Linked DNA regions of Homo sapiens: region 2 is linked to region 1. A link is a contact called in ENCODE Hi-C or POLR2A ChIA-PET data. All regions are on one chromosome and are shown on one strand. The core of a region is the stretch at or near the end of the contact, and the rest is flanking DNA. Distances in the headings are between cores, read along the strand shown.

What was found. Hi-C counts contacts between places; a loop is a spot of excess contacts on that map. ChIA-PET counts read pairs that join two places held with the same protein, here RNA polymerase II (POLR2A). Pooled maps may share reads with other maps.
Region 2: a map with no recorded cell type shows a loop between it and region 1 (6-fold over the local background). The contact joins two enhancer-like sites. A Hi-C loop is called at or near these places in 1 of 168 maps with a recorded cell type or tissue (PC-3), 1 of 37 single-sample maps with no recorded cell type and 6 of 50 pooled maps. POLR2A ChIA-PET finds 5 or more read pairs at or near these places in 2 of 52 experiments (OCI-LY7 and naive thymus-derived CD4-positive, alpha-beta T cell).

The regions. Positions count from the first base shown.
Region 1 is chr21:23,967,118-23,971,656 of GRCh38, reverse strand. No RefSeq gene overlaps it. Among named protein-coding and RNA genes, the nearest start is that of LINC01689, 350 kb to the left of the region's middle. Within about 2 kb of position 2,861, at least 2 of the 41 ENCODE cell types and tissues checked have a DNase peak (open chromatin) inside an H3K27ac peak, as active enhancers do.
Region 2 is chr21:23,886,083-23,890,121 of GRCh38, reverse strand. No RefSeq gene overlaps it. Among named protein-coding and RNA genes, the nearest start is that of LINC01689, 430 kb to the left of the region's middle. Within about 2 kb of position 2,286, at least 2 of the 41 ENCODE cell types and tissues checked have a DNase peak (open chromatin) inside an H3K27ac peak, as active enhancers do.

The DNA of each region.
Region 1 (4,539 bases), core at 1,612-4,111:
AAAAACCTTATGACAATTTTGATTGATGCTGAAAAACTGTTTGATAAATTCAACATCCTTTCATAATAAAAACCCTCAAAAACTGAGTATAGAAGGAATATACCTCAACACAAGAAAAGCCATATATGACAGACCCACAGCTAGTATCATATTGAATGAGGAAAAACTTAAAGCCTTGTCTCTAAGAACTGGAACAATATAAGGGTGCCCACTTTTACCACTGGTATTCAACATAGTACTGGAAGTCCTAGCTAGAGCAATCAGACAAGAGAAAGAAATAAAGGTCATCCAAATTGGAATGAAAGCAGTCAAATTATCTTTGTTTGCTGATGATATATTCTTACACTTGGGAAAACTAAAAGATTCCACTAAAAAACAGTTAGAACTGATAAACAAATTCAGTATAGTTGCAGGATACAAAATCAATGTACAAAAATTAGAAGCATTTCTATATGCCAACAGCAAATAATCTGAGAAAGAAATCAAGAAAGCAATTGCATTTACAATTACTACAAATAAAAAATAAAATACCTAGAAATTAACCAAATAAGTGAAAAATCTCTATAATGAAAACTATACAACATTGATGAAATAAGTTGAAGAGGGAACAAAATAATGGAAAGATATTCCATGTTCATGGATTGGAAGAATTTATATTTTTAAAATTTCTATACTTCCCAAAGCAATCTACAGATTCAATTAAATCCCTATCAAAATATCAACATCATGCTTCATAGAAATTGACAAAAACAATCCTACAGTTTTTATGGAACCATAAATGATCTGAGTTTGTTCTCAGCAAAAACAACAAAACTGGAGGAATCACATTACCTGACTTCAAATTATACTATAGAGCTATAGTAACCAAAAAAAAAAAAAAAAAAAAAAAGCATAGTGCTGGCATAAAAACAGACACATAGACCAATGAAACAGAATAGAGAACTCAGAAATAAATCCATACATCTACAGTGAATTCATTTTTCATAATGGCATCTAGAACATATGCTGCGAAAAGGACAGTCTCTTCAGTAAATCGTGTCGGGAAAACTGTATATCTATATGCAGAAGAATGAAAGCATGCCCACATCTCTCACCGTATACAAAGTCAAATCAAAATGGATTAAAGACTTAAACCTAAGCCCTGACACTGTGAAACTACTACAGTGAAACACTGAGGAAACTCTCCAGGCCCTTGGACAGGTCAAATATTTCTTGAGCTATATCAAGCAAGCACGAGCAATCAAAGCAAAAATGGACAAATTGGGTCACATCAAATTAAACAGCTTCTTCACAGCAAAGAAAACAATCATCAAGGTGAAGAGACAACCCAAAGAAAGGGAGAAAATATTTGTATACTATCCATCTGACAAGGAATTAATAACCAGAATACACAAGGGTCACAAACAACTCAATAGGAAATAATCTAATAATCTGATTGAAAAATGGGCAGAAGATCTGAATAGACATTTGTCAAAAGAAAACATAAAAGTGGCAAAAAGGTATATGAAAATGTACTCAACATCATTGATCATCAGAGAAATACAAACCAAAATTACAGTGAGATATCATCTCACCCCAGTTAAAATGCCTTTTATCCAAAAGTCAAGCAATAACAAATGCTGGTGAGGATGTGGAGAAAAGGGAACCTTTGTACATTATTGGTGGGAAGGTAAGTTAGTTCAACTACTGTAGAGTACAGTATGGGTGTTTCTCAAAAAATTTAAACTAGAGCTAACATATGGCCTAGAAATCCCACTGCTTGGTATATACACAAAAGAAATGAGATTCATATATCAAAGAGATGTACGTACTCTCATGTTTACTGCAGCACTATTCACAATAGCCAAGATTTGGGAACAACCTAAGTGTCAATCAACAGATAAATGGTTAAAGAAAATGTGGTACTTATACAGAATGGAGTACTACTTAGCCATAAAATCAAATGAGATCCTGTCATTTGCAACAACATGGATTAAACCTGTCATGTATGCACATAAGGTACCCGTTGGCAGTGATGCTCCACTGCGCTCCAGGGTAAGTGTGGGAGGCTGTGGATGGGTCCCTTGTGGGTGTGGAGAAAGCACTGAAGCAGCTGGAAGCACACAGCACGAGAAGGAATTCGCCTTCACCAGCAGAGTCAGATAAGCGTTTCTGACTGCACTGCAGAAAGTACATGTTCAGTCCCTAAGGGACACTGCGCCGGTAAGAGACCTCCAGGTGCAAGCTGTGCGCCTGGGGGCTCAAATGCACAGCTTGGAGCAAAAACTGTGGGTAAGGACCTCCAGGTGCAAACAGGGCATTTAGAGGCCCAGAAAAGCAGCCTGGAACAGGAAACAAAGAATAAAGGAAAGAAAGAAGAAACAACCACAAAACAAATAACAATATGGCAGGAAACAGTGAGACAGCCGTCACTGTGACCTTGAGCCTGTTCTCCAGGCAGGGAACTGCCCCGTTCAGTCTAATGCTGAGGAGCAGGAGGCTCCCCGCTGCAGGCTCGCCCTGTGATCTGTCAGAAGGTAGAACATGAGCAGCCAATGGGACCTCAGGAGCGGGCTCAGGGCCCCCCTACTGTGGTGGAACACACTTCCTATAGTGCTTATACCCTCACTGAGCTGCGGGAGTTAGGCAAGCAATGTGGGCAGCTTTTGGGGGAGCCCCTTCCTGCCTGGTTACTCGTCTTTCGGATGAAGGAGCTGACAGCATTTCCTGCTCCACCTCTGAGGTGGAGAAGCTGGTTTCTATTACAACTTACCCCTCCCTTCCTCAGCAGCTACAGCTGGTGAACACAGGGGCAAGGTGACCACACTGATTGAGTGGCTGATGACAGTGAAATACCAGAAACTGTCAGTAGATGGCAGTGGCATACCGATTTGGTGCAGGTACTCCAGGGGCTGGGTATATGGCAGGCCATGTTTGATCTGAATACCTGGGGGCCAGATGATGAATGTTTTGTCTCTTATATGAGGAATCTTGTTCTGGGCTAAGTGCACCTAAGTGCTTTTGCCTCTCTGGCTGCTGTCCTCACCCCGTATGTGGGGTGTCGCATATATGAAGTGACTACTACTATGGTAGCCCTCGAGGAGGCAGAAGGCCATCAACAGGACCAGGGAATTGTGCCATAAAGAAGAGGAAGATGCTCCATCTACAGGTACCCACCCCCCGAGATAAGAGAGGGCTCCAGTGGGTGAACCGCATGAAGATGTGGACTGATTTAATTTCAGCTGTGTTGCTCCAGTGAAAATTGACAGACATCCCAACAGAATGCTGTTGGCTCTGGAGGCAATTGTCCCCAGAGCAACAATTCTGGAAAATACCCAAGAGGGGGCAAAACAATGTTGCTCAACCCAGTCCCACCCAGACGCTTCAGCTCAAGGACTATTTGCAGACTGGCTTAGATACGAAGCCTTTCCTGTTTGATTAGGAAACTGGCCAAGGTACCTGGGTTGCGGGGGAACCAGGCAACTGAAGGCCATACGTGGAGTTGGCAATCCACTGGTCTGCCACTAATGTACGATGGGTCCTAGCGCTGGTAAATACTGGTGCAGACTGCAATCTTTTTTATGGGAACCCAGATAAGTTTCTGGGCAGAGCTGCATTTATTGATGTTTATGTGGGCCAGTCAGTGATGGTGAAACCTGTGTCTCTGCATCTTGGCATTGGCCACTTGGCTCCTCCACCATACACTGTGTATGTCTCTTCCGTACCTGAATGTATATTGGGGATGGACATTTTGCATGGTCTGGACTTGTACACCATGGTCAGAGAATTCAGACTCAAGTCCCTGTAGTAAAGCCGGTACTGCATGGACATACATATCACCGGCCCCAAGTTCTGCCACAACCCTGACAGGTTACCTCCACTCGTCAATACCATTTGCCAGGGGGATATATGGAGGTAACTGAACCTATTAAGAAGTTAGGGGAGGTGCAAATAGTGCATAACACCAATATCCCCTACAGTTCCCTGGTATGGCCAGTCAGAAAGCCTGATGGGACTTGACAGATGACAGTGGATTGTTCGGAACTGAATAAAGTAACACCCCTTCTGTGTGCAGCTGTACCTTCCATTGTGGATTTGATGGACCACTTGACAATGGAACTGGAACAGTACCACTATGTTGTAGATTTGGCTAATGCATTATTTTCCATTGACATTGCTCCAGAGAGCCAGCAACAATTTGCCTTCACATGGGAAGGACAACAATGGACTTTCACTGTGCTGCCACAGGGCTATGTACATAGCCCCACTGTTTATCATGGTCTTGTGGCCATGGATTTAGCCACCTGGAAATGTCCAAAAGAGGTCCACCTGTTCCATTATATTGATGATATTATGTTAACCTCTTATTCTCTTGCACATTTAGAAGTGGCGGCGCCCCTCTTGTGGCAACATTTGGCAGTATGCAGTTGTGCCATCAACAAATCCAGAGTCCAAGGGCCTGGATTGTCTGCCAAATTCTTAGGAGTTATTTGATCAGGTAAGATGAAGGCCTTAACAGAGGCCATCATTAATAAAATCCAGGCATACCCCCAACCCACC
Region 2 (4,039 bases), core at 1,037-3,536, 81 kb after region 1:
TCATCTCAACACTCAGATCAAGGGACCACACTTTTAATAACATTGTAACTGGTAATTGGACTGGAATTGTTTTTATAGTTGTGGCCTCTTATTTCTGAGAGTTAATGTTCTTCCGAACAAATTATTTTCTCTTTTTCCATTTTCCTTTTAAATTGCAGTGTTTTACTATTAATATTTAGGTGTAAAGACTTTTATATATTTCAATTGTATGGTAAGATGACATACAATTGAAATAGATAAAAGAATGGCATGAAGTGGAGAAATTTAGGAACTGTGATATTAATCAAATTTTCTGGTTAACTTTCTGTTAATGTTTTCTTTCTTATGAAAAGTCTTTTCAACTCAATACTGATTTTCCCATTTGCCTTGATTAATTTCATCTTTGCCTCCCATAGCCTCTAGCTTTCTGTTCAACTATTTCTTACATTATTACACATTGGGCCAGTACATAATAGCAGAAACCTCCATGCATCTGGAGAAAGAAAAAGAAGCAGACATAGGTTGAAACTCCAGGATAGCACCCGTGCAGCTTCTTTGCTGAGCATCTAATTTAGAATTGTGATATGTAAAGTCTTGACTTCTGAAAAGAGGCAGCGGTTGTGGCTGCAAAAGGTACGTAAACTACTTTCTAGGTGGCTACTTTCTAGAGTGGTGAGAATGGTGTGAAATGGAGATACTTAGAAATCGGGATATTAATTAAATTTTCTGGTTAACTTTCTGTTAATGTTTTCTTTTAAATCAAGTTGAAAAGATGGTAGAACATTTAAGTCCAAACCTGTAACTAGCAAGCATATTTTACAAAAGACAGTTACTTTTATTTTCTTTATTGAGTGACCAACCATGGCTTCATATTGATTTTTACCATAAACACCATATATTCATGGAAAGGATGGACTGAAGTTATATGTGCACTAACCTCTGGTGTCTCAGTCTATTTGGGCTACTATAACAAAAATGCTGTAGACTGGTAATACACAACAGATATTTATTTCTCAGTTCTAGAGGCTGGAGGGTCCTAAGTCAAGGAGCTGGCAGATGATGCGCTGGAGAGGACCTCCTTCCACATAGACAGACGTTTTCTCTCTGTATCTTCACAAACTGGAAAAGACAAGGGATTTTTCTGAGGTCTCTTTCATAGGGGCATTAATTCCATTCAAGAAGAGCCTTGATCACCTCTCAAAAGCCCCACTCTCAAATGCCATCACTATGGGGATTAGGATTTCAACATAAGAATTTTGAGAGGACATAAACTTTGTTTATTGCACATGGCAAGTTGAGGGGGCATTTTGTTTTATTTTTAATAAAGCTTTGATATGTGTGTGTATGTGTGACTGTGTGTGTGTATAAAATGTAAGACTGAGAAAGATAGAGGAGTCTTTTTTCTTTAGGAATGAAGTAAAATAATATGATTTGCCGTTTTAGTTCATTGAGACTTCATAGATTTATCAGATTTTATGCCACAAATCTGATATTGAATCCATTTTCATTTGATAAAAGGAAACAAAGTTGTAAAATGCATGTATGCTCTGTTGCTTAGAGAAATGCTTTATATTACTCTTTGAAAAATACAAAAATAAGAAATTAAATCATGCCAAGCCCTTTATAATATAGCATTTTATATCATAATTACTATTGGCTTATATGTTTCTGTGATAACCTTATTTTGTGCGCAGTTCTTCTACAAAGGACAAATCTGTGTGCCTTAAAAAGAAGGTAGGATTCAGAACTTACAAGAAAATTTACATATTAGTAAATATTCATACATAAAGAAATAAAATTAAGAAATTCTAGTCTCAGTGACTTTTGTTAACTTCTAATTTTAGTTAAATTATTGAATGTTAAAGCTGAAAAGAGCCATAAATATCTGTAAATGATGTGATTTCCCAAGGATTAAATGGGAGATGGAAACATCACAATGTATGTATCCATAGCCTCTTAGAAAGTAGTTTACATAAATTCTTGCAGCCACATCTGCTTCCTCTTTTCAGAAGGCGTGACTTTAAGTATCATGATTATAAAGTAGATACTCAGCAAATAAGCGGCAAGTGTCCTATCCCGGAGGGCTTCAACCTATGTCTGTTTTTCCTTTTCTTTCTCCAGGTGCATCACAGTTTTTGCTATTATGTACTGGCCTGATGCGTAATAATGTAAGAAATAGTTACACAGAAAAGCTAGTGGCTGTGGGAGGCTGAGATACAGTTAATTAAGGCAAAACAGAAAATCAGTATTGAGTTTTCAAGGCCTTTTGAAATAGTACTCAATGTGAAAGTGAAACTGGAAAGGTTCCCTTGTCCCCCTTGTAGGGTGTGCAATGGGGGTGTGGCTCGCTTCTTCAGCGCCCCGCTGCTCAGACCTCTAGGGGAGCATACAGACGGGCAGGCTGTCGGGCTCCGACCCCACGGCAGTGTCTAGGGGTGAATGTTTACAGCTCCTGAAGCCCCAGTGGGCGTGTGTTACAGGGTGCTCTTTTTGTTTTGCTCTTTTAATTTTGCCATCTATAGGCGGCTTGTGTTAACCAGCTCAATTAGACCCTCTGCCTTGTTGCAAGGACAGAGGACTTCCTGTATCCTGGGGTTCTTGCCTTGGTGTACCAGAAGAATTGGATCACACCTGGAATCGGAGAATGAGTGCAAGGTTTTATTGAGTGGAAGTAGCTCTCAGCAGATGGGGGAGCCAGAAGACAGATGGTTTTCCCGTGGAATTGGGCTGCTTGGTGGCCCCGGGCTCTCCTCCATCTGCCCTGGCCAAACTCCACATCGTTCCGCTGGTCATGGCCTGTTGGTCAGTGGCCTGCTGGTGTCCGGGCATCTGGCGGTGTGCTCTTCCGCAGGCATGCTCCCCTCAAAGTCTTCTCAATGTCCAGCTGTTTGTCTTCTTCCACCAATGTATTCCTCTGGCTGTCCAGCAGCTCATGTCTCTGCCTTGCTAGGGTCTTGGGTTTTTATAAGCCCAGGATAGGGGCGTGGTGGGCCAAGGTAGTCTTGGAAAATGCCACTTTTGGGCGCGAAGACCGAGGTCCCTGGGATAGAGCCCTAGCCGGGGACCATGACCGCCTCTACCCAGCACTTCCCTTCCCCCTTCCATATCATTTAAAGGGACCACGCTCTTCCCTTCCCAGCACTTCCGTATCAAAAGTTTGTGTGCATTCGTGTGCATCTCTAGTAAATATGGTCACTAAACCCTTTTTTTAAAGACCTTTTTTATCCATAACCCAGCCTTCATCACCCACCTGCCCCCACCACCACCACCACCAACCCGATCAGTGCAAAATAAGAAGCCATTGCTTGGAATTTCAATGTGTTTCCCGTTGGCATACATTGAGGAGAGTGAACATCTGCATACACTTTCTCAGGTACACTGGAATGCAAACTTGATAAGGACAAGATATTTTGTTTCCTTTCATTCACCTATGTGTCCCAAGTACCTGATACAGAGTGGCACATAAGAGAAATTCAGTAAGTATTCATTAATTTAATAAATAGTTAAATAAAAATGGAAATAAAAGTAATTTATTAAAAATATGTATTTAAAGTTCTGAACCTTGACGAAACTCAGTAAGTATTCATTAATTTAATAGTTAATTAAAAATGGAAATAAAAGTAATTGATTAAAAATGTGTATTTAAAGTTCTGAACCTTGAGGAAATGAAGACAGAAATGCAGAATTATCTATTGATAGACTTTTCATCCTGATACAAAAAAAAGATTAGACCAGTAGGAATTAATGTTTCCATTCAAAAATCTAAATCAAAAATCTATCAGAACTAAGAGCACGACATAGAACTAAGGATCAAATAACAGGCAGAGCGGACTCAGAGAAAGCACATACATTAAGACAGAGGTGGCACACGCATACTCACACATACATTTTCATACTACATTTAACTACTTAACAAATAATTATTTTATATTGTGGCCAGTCATTCTCAACTAAACCTTTATTGTTCTTCATGGAATTGCTCCACCTCCCGGGTTCACGCCATTCTCCTGCCTCAACCTGCCGAGTAGCTGGGACTACAGGCGCCCGCCACCATGCCTGG